Linked DNA regions of Homo sapiens: region 1 is linked to region 2. Evidence: chromatin loops called from intact Hi-C (ENCODE). Cell type or tissue: endothelial cell of umbilical vein. All regions are shown on one strand. Each heading gives the region's core, and the rest is flanking DNA. Links, peaks and the distances in the headings are about the cores only. Region 1 has its middle 38 kb from the start of DENND4C. Region 2 overlaps DENND4C (DENN domain containing 4C).

What was found. A loop is a pair of places that touch in the nucleus more often than their neighbours do. Peaks named below come from ENCODE experiments on the same cell type or tissue, not always from the same donor. Only the 100,000 strongest peaks of a DNase experiment are listed, where the experiment ranks them.
Region 1: it touches region 2 in a loop (8-fold over the local background); 1 of 110 quality-filtered maps calls a loop at or near these places.

The regions. Positions count from the first base shown.
Region 1 is chr9:19,190,348-19,195,729 of GRCh38, forward strand. No RefSeq gene overlaps it. Among named protein-coding and RNA genes, the nearest start is that of DENND4C, 38 kb to the right of the region's middle. In endothelial cell of umbilical vein, for the core only: no CTCF peak of the experiment used is centred there; DNase peaks (open chromatin) are centred at 2,034 and 2,224; H3K27ac peaks cover 1,298 bases.
Region 2 is chr9:19,340,727-19,346,108 of GRCh38, forward strand. DENND4C (DENN domain containing 4C) reads left to right here. Exons shown (of 33, transcript NM_001330640.2): 21 at 266-388; 22 at 1,907-2,053; 23 at 5,195-5,382. Among named protein-coding and RNA genes, the nearest start is that of RPS6, 37 kb to the right of the region's middle. In endothelial cell of umbilical vein, for the core only: no CTCF peak of the experiment used is centred there; a DNase peak (open chromatin) is centred at 2,435; H3K27ac peaks cover 1,626 bases.

The DNA.
Region 1 (5,382 bases), core at 115-5,114, 150 kb before region 2:
GAGCAAGACCCTGTCTCCAATTAAAAAAAAAAAAAACCTCTTGGGCTTCTTTCCTCTGTCTGGCTAAGAACAGGATATAAATTGTAAGGGTGTCTCCCTTCCCCTCCATGAAAAGGAGAACAACTCAATCATTCCTGACTCTTAGTCCAGACTAAGAGGACAGGAATCAGACATAGCACTGAAAGAGGAATCCACATAAAAAACTTTACTAAGATAACCTTTGGCTGGGTACTGTGGCTCAGGCCTGTAATCCCAGCACTTTGGGAGGCCAAGGTGGGTGGATCACTTGAGGGTAGGAGTTCAAGACCAACCTGGCCAACATGGTGAAATCCCATCTCTCTTTTTTTTTTTTTTTTTGAGATAAGGTCTCACTCTGTCACCCAGGCTGGAGTGCAGTGACATGATCTCAACTCACTGCAAACTCTGCCTCCCAGGCTCAAGCAATACTCCCGCCTCAGCCTCTCTGAGTAGCTGGGACTACAGGAATGCGTCACCATGCCCAGCTAATTGTTTTGTATTTTTGGTAGAGATGGGGTTTCTCCATGTTGCTCAGGTCGGTCTCGAACTTCTGAGCTCAAGGGATCTGCTCACCTCTGCCTCCCAAAGTGCTAGGATTACAGGCATGAGCCATTGTGCCTAGCCTGAAACCCCATCTCTACTAAAAATAAAATAAAATAAAAATACCTGGGTATGGTGGCAGGTGTCTATAATCCCAGCTATTCGGGAGGCCGAGGCAAGAGAATCACTTGAACCTGGGAGGTGGAGGTTGCAGTGGGCCGAGATGGAGCCACTGCACTCCAACCTGGGCGATGGAGCAAGACCCTGCCTCAAAAGAAATAAAATAACCTTTATCTTCCAGTGGTTTCTCCCCCACATATTTACCTCCCCACAGTTTGCTGCCCCTAAAAGCTGTAACCCCTTTCTCTTGTCACTTCTCTACAGATATATTGTTCCATGTTAAGATGCTATATAAGCCCTGGATTTTAACCACCCCTTTGAGTTACTCATTACTGAGTTTCTCTTGTGTGTATGTGTGCTGTACATGTTAAAAAACTCTGTTTTTCTCTTTTTATCAGAAAACAGAAAACTGTTTTCTCTTTTATCAGTTTGATTCCCAGGACTCCAGCTGGAGAACCTAGGAGGGTAGAAGAAAAAGGTTCGTGTGTGTTTTTCCATCCCCTACAGTGATGGTGGTACATTATTTTGGTTTTGATCTCTGTGGTCAGGGAACAATTAAGTAAGTGATGACAAGAGGTAGGGAAAAAAAACTTCCTTTGCAAAGATTATTTAGCAGTAGAAGTAACAAAAAGATGAGTTGCAAAAAGTAAGTGGAGTTTAAGAACAGGCAAGTGGTAACAACAGCAGGTAATGACTGAGACAACGTGATAATGATAAATTTAGAGAAATGTCTTATTATGTAAATAGATCCATTAGCAATAAGCAAAATTTTACTTTTTGATCAACTTGACTGAAAAGATAACTTTTGGCCCAGGCGCCATGGCTCACACCTGTAATCCCAGCACTTTGTGAGGCCAAGGTGGGCAGATCACCTGAGATCAGGAGTTTGAGACCAGCCTGGCCAACATAGTGAAACCCTGTCTCTACTAAAAATACAAAATTAGCTGGGCGTGGTGGCACATGCCTGTAGTCCCAGCTACTCGGGAGGCTGAGGCAGGAGAATTGCTTGAACCCGGGAGGCGGAGGTTGCAGTGAGCCGAGATTGTGCCACTGCACTCCAGCCTGTGCGTCAGAGAAGACTCCGTCTCAAAATAAATAAAAAGATAACTTTTTACATGAAAAACAAAATGTATTACCCCAATAATTCTGGAGCCATTGCGATGATCTTGCAAAGAAGAGAGTAGTGTTTTTATTAAGATAACCAGTTCTTGAACTTTGACCAGTGTATTATACATAGACAAGACTTCATCTGACATCAAAGTAGTAGGACTCTTTAATCACCCTATTTTATTATTTCAAATAACATTTAAACTCAAGGATAATTCACTACTTCCCTTGGTTTGAATTTTCTGCATACAGAGTTAGATTTCTTATCTCTCTGTGTATACATGCCAACCTAAAGAATGTGGATTTTTTTCACTCAAAGAGGAAAATGACTATGATTTTAAAAATTGGCATTATAATTCTGTTCTGCCTCAGAGTTCTTCCTCCCAGCCTTGTCCCTTCCCCCATTCACAGTGTATCCTTTGCTCCAGTAATATCCAATTTCCTATTGTTCCCCAATACATTCTGTCCTATCTCTGTAACTTGGCACATGCTGTTCCCTCTAACTTCCCTTCTTACTCTTCCCTACCCTACATACCTGGCTAACTCCTATTTACCCTTCAAAGTTCAGCTCAATTAAGTATCACTTTCTCTTTGAGATCTTTACTACTATAAAACTGTAATCAATATTTTTTCTTCTTTGTACATATATTTGCATACATTCCTGATTGTGCCCTTAGTGGAAATGATTAGAAGTGGACTTCCTGTGACGGAAATTCTCTTAAAATAGTCATGAGTGATAAAATGTTTGTAAAGTCAAGCAGTTCCTGACTTGCAAATGACAGCACAAACAAGCAGCCCCTTGTGCTTCACTATTCTTGCTCCTGGGCCCTTCTGCTGCTGCTACCTGCTTCCCTTTCATAAATGCCCCAGCTATTATTTCTGGAGGAGCTTTTAAAGGTCTGGCCCAGCTCCTCTTCTTGTGCAAGAAGTCTCCTCTGTCTCTGTTGCCCTGGAGCTGTCCACCTGCCTTACCCACATCCTACCTCTCACAGCAGACAGGGGCTCCAGGCTATGGAATGTAAGATGAAAAGGAGAGAAGTTATCATTTGAGCCCGGGAGGCGGAGGTTGCAGTGAGCCAAGATAGCGCCATTGCACTCCAGCCTGGGCGACAGATGAGACTCCATTTCAAAAATAAATAAATAAATAAATAAAAAGGAGACGAGTGGTCAGATTTCAGGGACTAAACAAACATACTTTCAAGGCTTAGAAAAAGTTTTTACATGACTTATGAATTTGCTAAGTATTGGTAGGGCAGCCTAGGAACTGCAATCTCAACTCACCATTACATTTCAACTTCCTTCAGTCTCTTTGGGAAAAGGTATTTATTCATGTATTCCTAAAAGTGACCAATATGTCTTGTTTGGGACTTTTCTGGTTTTAGCATAGAAAGCACTGAGCTGATATCGCACCACTGCACTCCAGCCTGGGTGACATAGCAAGACTCTATCTCAAAAGAACAAAACAAAACAAAAATTCCAATTTCAAATCATCTCTTTGTGACCGTATGTGACTGTATGCTTTCAGAAAAATCCAGATCACCTCTTGAATGTTTTGCTGCTTAGAAATTTCTCCTGCCAGATGCCCTAAATCATCTCTCTCAAGTTCAAAGTTCCACAGATTTCTAGGGCAGGGGCAAAATGCCACCAGTCTCTTTGCTAAAGCATAGCAAAGTGACTTTTGCTCCAGTTCCCAAAAAGTTCCTCATCTCCACCTGAGACCACCTCAGCCTGGACTTTATTGTCCATATCACTATCAGCATGTTGGTCAAAACCATTCAACAAGTTTCTAGTAAGCTCCAAACTTTCCCACATCTTCCTGTCTTCTTCTGAGCCCTCCAAGCTGTTCCAACCTCTGCTCATTACCGAGTTCCAAAGTCACTTCCACATTTTCAGGTTATCTTTATAGCAGTACCTCACTCTGTTAGTACCAATTCTCTGTATTAGTCCATTCTCATATTGCTATAAAGAACTGCCTGAGACTGGGTAATTTATGAAGGAAAGAGGTTAAGTTGACTACAGTTATGCATGGCTGGGGAGGCCTTATGAAACTTACAATCATGGTGGAAAGAGAAGGTGAAGCAAGCACCTTCCTCACAAGACGGCAGGAGAGAGTGAGCGCAGGGAAAACTGCCACTTTTAAACCATCAGATCTCATGAGAACTCCTTCGCTATTATGAGAACAGCATAGGGGAAACCACCCCCATGATCCAATCACCTCCCACCAGGTCCCTCCCACAACACATGGGAATTACAGTTCAAAATGAGATATGGGTGGAGACACAAAACCAAACCGTATCAATCCCCAATCCTCTTCTCATCCTGTGTGATCTGCCCTGGACAATCTTACTAAGTTTCCATGACTTCAACTCTCATCTGAATACTGAAGATTCCCAAATGTAGCCCAGCTTTTTATTCTGACCTCTGTTCTCTATTTCCACCCTCAGCTGGAACATCTGTACTAGGATATGCATTGGTATTGTAGACATAGCTAAAACCCCATCACTAACATCATACTTAATGGTGAAAGATTGAATGCTTTTCCTCTAACATCAGAAATAAGACAAGCATGTCCACTTTGCCACTGCCATTCAACGGTGCACTGGAGGTTCCAGTGAGGGCTATTAGGCAAGAAAATAAATAAATACAAGGTCTCCAGATTGGAAAATAAGAAGTAACACAATCTCTACTTGCAGGTTGTATGATCTTGTATACAGAAAATTTTCAGGAGGCTGAGGCAGGACAATTGCTTGAACCCAGGAGGCAGAAGTTGCAGTGAGCCGAGATCACGCCACTGCACTCCAGCCTGGGCGACAGACGGAGACTCCATCTCAAGAAAAAAAAATTCTCTTTCATCAAAGGTGGTTTATAAATAACAGAGGAGATAAAGTCAGTCTTTCCAGCCGGGCACAGTAGCTCATGCCTGTAATCCCAGCACTTTGGGAGGCCGAGGCGGGCAGATCACGAGGTCAGGTGATCGAGAGAGAGATTGCAGGGAGCCAAAATCATACCATTGCACTCCAGCTTAGGCGACAGAGAGAGACTCCGTCTAAAAAAAAAAATTTGCTGGGTGAGGTCTGGCGCAGTGGTTCACACCTGTAATCCCAACAGTTTGGGAGGCTGAGGTGGGTGGATCACCTGAGGTCAGGAGTTCAAGACCAGCCTGGCCAACATGGTGAAAACCCATCTCTACTAAAAATACAAAAATTAGCCAGGCATGGTGGCGGGCCCCTGTAATCCCAGCTACTCAGGAGGCTGAGGCAGGAGAATCACCTGAACCCAGGAGGCGGAGGTGCGGTGAGCCAAAATTGAGCCACTGCACTCCAGCCTGGACAACAGAGCCAGATTCTGTCTCAAAAAAAAAAAAAAAAGTGCTGGGTGTCGTGGCATGCAGCTGTGTAGTTTAGCTACTCAGGAAGTTAAGGTGGGAAAAGGGCTTGAGTCCAGGAAGTTGAGGCTGCAGTGAGCTATGATTGCACCATTGAAGTCCAGCCTGGGTGACAGAGTGAGACCTTGTCTCAAAAAAATAAATTAAAAACAAAAATACAGCTGCCCGTGGTGGCTCATGCCTGTAATCCCAGCACTTTGGGAGGCTGAGGT
Region 2 (5,382 bases), core at 330-5,329:
ACATCTTGTCTAAATCTTTTTAATTTACAGATGAAGAAATTAAGATGTAGTGCTTCCAAATGTGTTTAGTCTTTGATGTTCCTGTTTCTACTGTTCTTTGCGGCTTATCATTATTTTTAAAATGTTCTGTGTTCCTTGTGTGCTTTCTTGTCTTCCTTTTGTCTAACCGTAATTGTGTAGATCAGTGGAATTTTCTTGTGATTTTTATATATGAATTATAAGTATATGAAAACATTTATATGTAAGTCTGCATTCTTTTTAACAGGTGGTCAGTCTGACCAAGGATACGGGTCTAAGGATGAACTTATAAAGGATGATGCAGAAATTCATGTGCCTGAAGAACAGGCAGCAAGAGAATTGATAACTAAAACAAAAATGCAAACAGAAGGTTAAGTACTGATATTTACGAACTTTACTTAGAATAATACCTGTATTATTAATAATTAAAAGTTTATCTTAGTTGATAGCTTTGATGATTATTTTCACAAATGTAAGGTCTGGCTCCTAAGATGCTGTGTACTGTTACATAAGGTAGATTTTGGTAGTCTCTGAAGTTTTAAAATTTAAGAGAACTTTCTTTCTTTCTTTTTTTTTTTTTTTTTTTGAGGCAGGGTCTTGCTCTCTCGCCCAGGCTGAGTGCAGTGGCGAGAACATGTATTACTGCAGCCCTATCTCCTGGCCTCATATGATCCTCCTGCCTCAGTCCCCTGTCAGCTGGGACCACAGGCACGTGCCACCACACCCAGCTAATTTTTTTATGTTTTGTAGAGACAAGGTCTCACCATGTTGCCCCGGCTAGTCTTGACCTACTGAGCTCAAGTGATCTTCCTGCCTCAGCCTCCCAAAGTGCTGGGATTACAGGTGTGAGCCACCACACCTGGCTGTAAGATACCTTTAGAGACTCTGTAGGTCAGCCCATAATTTTCCAGGGAAGTGTGACCCATTGAGGTATTTGCCAAAATTACATAGCTACTTTTGACAGAACCAGGACTAAACTTTGAGTTATTAAAACTTCTATTTTAGTGCCCTTTTTAATTCTAAAAGGCTCTTTCACTAGCAGTCCTTCAAATATCTAGGTGCATAGTTTTCATTGGTAGGTTAAAAATAGTCTATGTGGGCTGGGCGTGGTGGCTCACGCCTGTATTCCCAGCACTTTGGGAGGCTGAGGTGGGCGGATCACGTGGTCAGGCGTTTGAGACCAGCCTGGCCAACGTGGCGAAACCCCGTCTCTACTAAAAATACAAAAATTAGCCAGGCATAGTGGCAGCACCTCTGTAATCCCAGGTACTGGGGAGGCTGAGGCAGGAGAGTCATTTGAACCTGGGAAGCGAAAGTTGCAGTCAGCCAATATTGTGCCATTGCACTCTAGCCTGGGCGACAAGAGCAAGACTCCATCTCAAAAAAAAAAAAAAAAAAAAAAAGTCTATGTGGTTTTTCCCGGTTTTTATAGGACTCATTAAGGCAGAGATAATTTGTTGTAATCATTTTATGAAAACATGGAGGAATATTTTGGCTTATGGAATAAGACACTCTTCCTGTTCTCTATCACAAAAGTGTACTTTCTTTAATGTTATTTATTTTATACTCCAGAGTTATGGAGAAACAAGCCCCTCTCCATTTGCCAAGTGATGAGAAGGAGAACTGAAGGCCAGAGACTTAATTGATTCACTAAAGAACATTTATGTTAGGATTATTGAATGCTAAAACAAAGCATTTATTTCAGTTAATATTGGCAGCATTTATGGCATAAAGTAAACCAGACACAGTCTATTTTACTTTGTGTCTAAAGTAAAATAGACACACTGACTGTTGGAGAAAAATACATACAATATCTAAAAGTCAATATATGGTTTCTGTTTAATATTGGCAAAAGTAGGAATGATAACATCCAAATATTTTTTTCCAGAGGTGTGTGATGCCTCTGCTATTGTGGCAAAACATTCACAACCTAGTCCAGAGCCTCACAGTCCTACTGAACCTCCTGCATGGGGCAGCAGTATTGTGAAAGTTCCGTCTGGTATATTTGATGTCAACAGCAGGAAAAGTAGCACTGGTGAGTCTTTACATTTTGGTTATTAAATATTTAAAATATACTTTTATAGACTCATATGTGTCTTTAATGACATTAAATTTTTGACTTAATTGTAATGAACATGCTAAAGAGCCAGAAGGGACTTTTGAATTCTCTAAATCGGCTAAAGAAATTGAAAATATTGTTATTTAAAGGTGTTTGATTTTTAAAAGGAGTATTTAGTGTGTTTGTTATTTGGAATACCCTTTCCTGTTGTGGTGCCTGTCCACCGTTTGGCCACTCTTTCTCATTATAGATAATAAGAAAGTGTACTTTTAGGGCTTCCTGTATGCATCATGAACAGGCAGTGATGTGATCAAATTCCAGAGGGCTTATGAGTGGCAGGCTAATTCCTATCACTGAAGGGAAATGGAAGAAAAAGATTCACGTCATTTCCCCTCTACACAGATATGCCAGTGGATCTTTGATTTTGGCCATTGTTATAGGTACCCCAAGCCATTTTTTATTTGTGATTAAGTGTTTGTACTAAATAACTCTGTGTGTATGACTCCCTTGAATTTGAGTTTTCTACTTTCATTATATATATAGGTCTCCCAAGACTCTTATGGCACATATCCAAGTATATGATTTTAAAAGACAATGAAATTGGCCTGCATCCTTTGCCCTTCATTAGTGGTGGCTGCAGTTGACTTTTCTGAAGTTGACTGTCTTGTCTGAAAATGTATCTATTGTATGACTGTACAGAAATTAATTTGTTCAGCTTCTTAAACCAATGTAAAAGTACTCCTTGTTCTTAAAGTCTTTTCTCTTTGTATTTACCGTGACTCCGAGTTTCACTCATTACTTGTTTGGGTAGTGCTCAAGAGGTGGGGCTAAAGATTTTTTGAGAAAATAATTGATATATACATTGCAGATTCCATTTTCCTAACCTCTTGATAGCAGAGATACTGGGGAAAAGGAGGGAAGAGTTTTCTTCGTCAGAGGCTTAGAATCCTCTCAAAATATTGAACTGGACATCGTCTGTGGACTGTTGTGTTTCCTTCCCTTTTAACTTATTTTCATATTAAGAACGAAGGGCGAGGATAATGGGGCTTTTGTCAGTATAGCAAATTTTTTTTAAAAAACATTGAATAAAATGTGCCGTTAAATTCCTTGGAAATACTATGAGAACCAATAATATTTGCAAGGATTTGTTTCTCAAATATTGGGACCAGCTTTCAAAGCAGGTACATATTTTGAGTTGTAAAATAGGTTAGTTTAATTCCCGTGAAGGCTTAAAAGAATATCTCTAAATGCTTATTCTGATTAATTGATATGATTATCAGTACTAACTTGAAAGATTAAAAAGAACCTTGAAATCAATCTTGAAGTTTAAAAGAAAGATCTTATCTAAGACAGCTTTTTTCCTTGAAGCACCCAGATATTGTTATGCTTTTTAACAAAACAAATGATGTGACTACAGTAAAAAGCAATGGATAAAAAAGAAAACGAAGGAAAAGAAAAACACAAATGAGAATCCTAAATATGAATAACTCAGGCTGCTATACAGTTCCACAGACTAGGTGACTTATAAACAACAGAAATTTATTTCTGCCGGGCTCAGTGGCTCATGCCTGTAATCCCAGCAATTTGGCAGGCTGGAGGGAAAGATCGCTTGAGGCCAGGAGATTGAGGCTGTAGTGAGCCATGATTGCACCACTGTACTCTCCACCCTAGGTGACAGAGCAAGACCCTAACTTTGTTTGTTTGTTTTTGAGACAGACTCTCACTCTGTCGCCTAGGCTGGAGTGTAGTGGCACAGTCATGGCTCACTGCAGCCTCAACTTCCTGGGCTCAGGCAATTGAGGATTCTCCCGCCTCAGACCCCCAAGTAGCTGGGACTACAGGCGAATGCCACCACATCTGGCTAATTTTTGTATTTTTTTGCGGAGACAGGGTTTCTCCATGTTGCCCAGGCTGGTCTCGAGCTCCTGAGCTCAGGTGATCCGCCTGCCTCAGCCTCCCAAAGTGCTGGGATTACAGGTGTGAGCCACCATGCCCGGCATAACCCTAACTTAAAAAAAAATAAAAGAAAGAAATTTATTTCTTATAGTTCTAGGGGCTGGAAAGTCCAGGGTTAGGGTGTTAGCATGGTGAGTTCTGCAGAGGGCCCTCTTCCAGGTTGCAGAGTGCTAACTTATTGTATCCTCGTACAGCAGAGAAGGAGAGAGCTCTCCTTTAAGGGCTCTAATCCCATTCATCAGGGTTCCACTTTCATGATCAAATTATCTTTCAAAGGCCCTGCCTCCTAATACTGTCACACTGAGGGTTAGGATTTTAGCATGTGGATTTTGGCGGACACAAACATTCAGTCCATAACAGGTAGACTTAAGTTCTAATAATGATTCAAATAGGAAATAACAGCTTTTGGTCTTGGAGTGAAACAAATTGCATGGTAGCCAAGAGTAAAAGACTGCTTTCTTTTTCCAAAGCTGGGGGAAGCTGCTATGGCCATTAGCATATTTTTTCTCTACCTGATCAAATAAGACTGACTTCTGTGAAGGCTAGGATTATGTCTGTTTTATTTGCCTTTATATTCCTAGCACCTCATATAGTGGCTACTAGTAGACGTTTAGTATTTGTTGAAGAAATGGATATATCTGAATAATTTTTTAACCACTCAGATTTTATCAGCCTTCTTAGAATTTGCCAGTGCTAAGCATTCCATTCCGGATTATTTTACTTTACAGCAGTAAGACTTTGAGTATAGCAAATATACAATTCCTATAAGATTACAAATTTGCTTTTTGCAGAGTAGATTACTGGCAAGTATTTGTTGAATTGGATACAAAACTAAGATGGAAGAGATTCTTTCTTTTTCTGTATTTTAGTGAAGAACACAGGTATATCCATCTATCATATGTTGCATGATTTGTTTTTTTAAATGGGTGTTTATATAAATATAGGATGAAAGACAGGTTATACATTAAAATGTCCCTGGGAGGCAAGTTTTAAATAGCTTTTCCAGTGCACTTTTTTTTATACTTTCTTTATGGCCTCTAAATTTTCTGGATCTTTTATTCTGAGTATATGTCACATTCATAATCAGGAAAACAATAAATATTTTAATAAAAGTTAACTTGGAAAATAGGTTCATTGTTAATATTTTACTTTCCCTTTTAGGTAGTATATCAAATGTGCTGTTTTCTACTCAAGATCCAGTTGAAGATGCAGTCTTTGGCGAAGCTACTAATCTCAAGAAGAATGGTGATAGAGGAGAAAAAAGACAAAAGCATTTTCCTGAGAGGAGTTGTAGTTTTAGTTCTGAAAGTCGAGCAGGAATGTTGCTTAAGAAGAGTAGTTTGGATTCG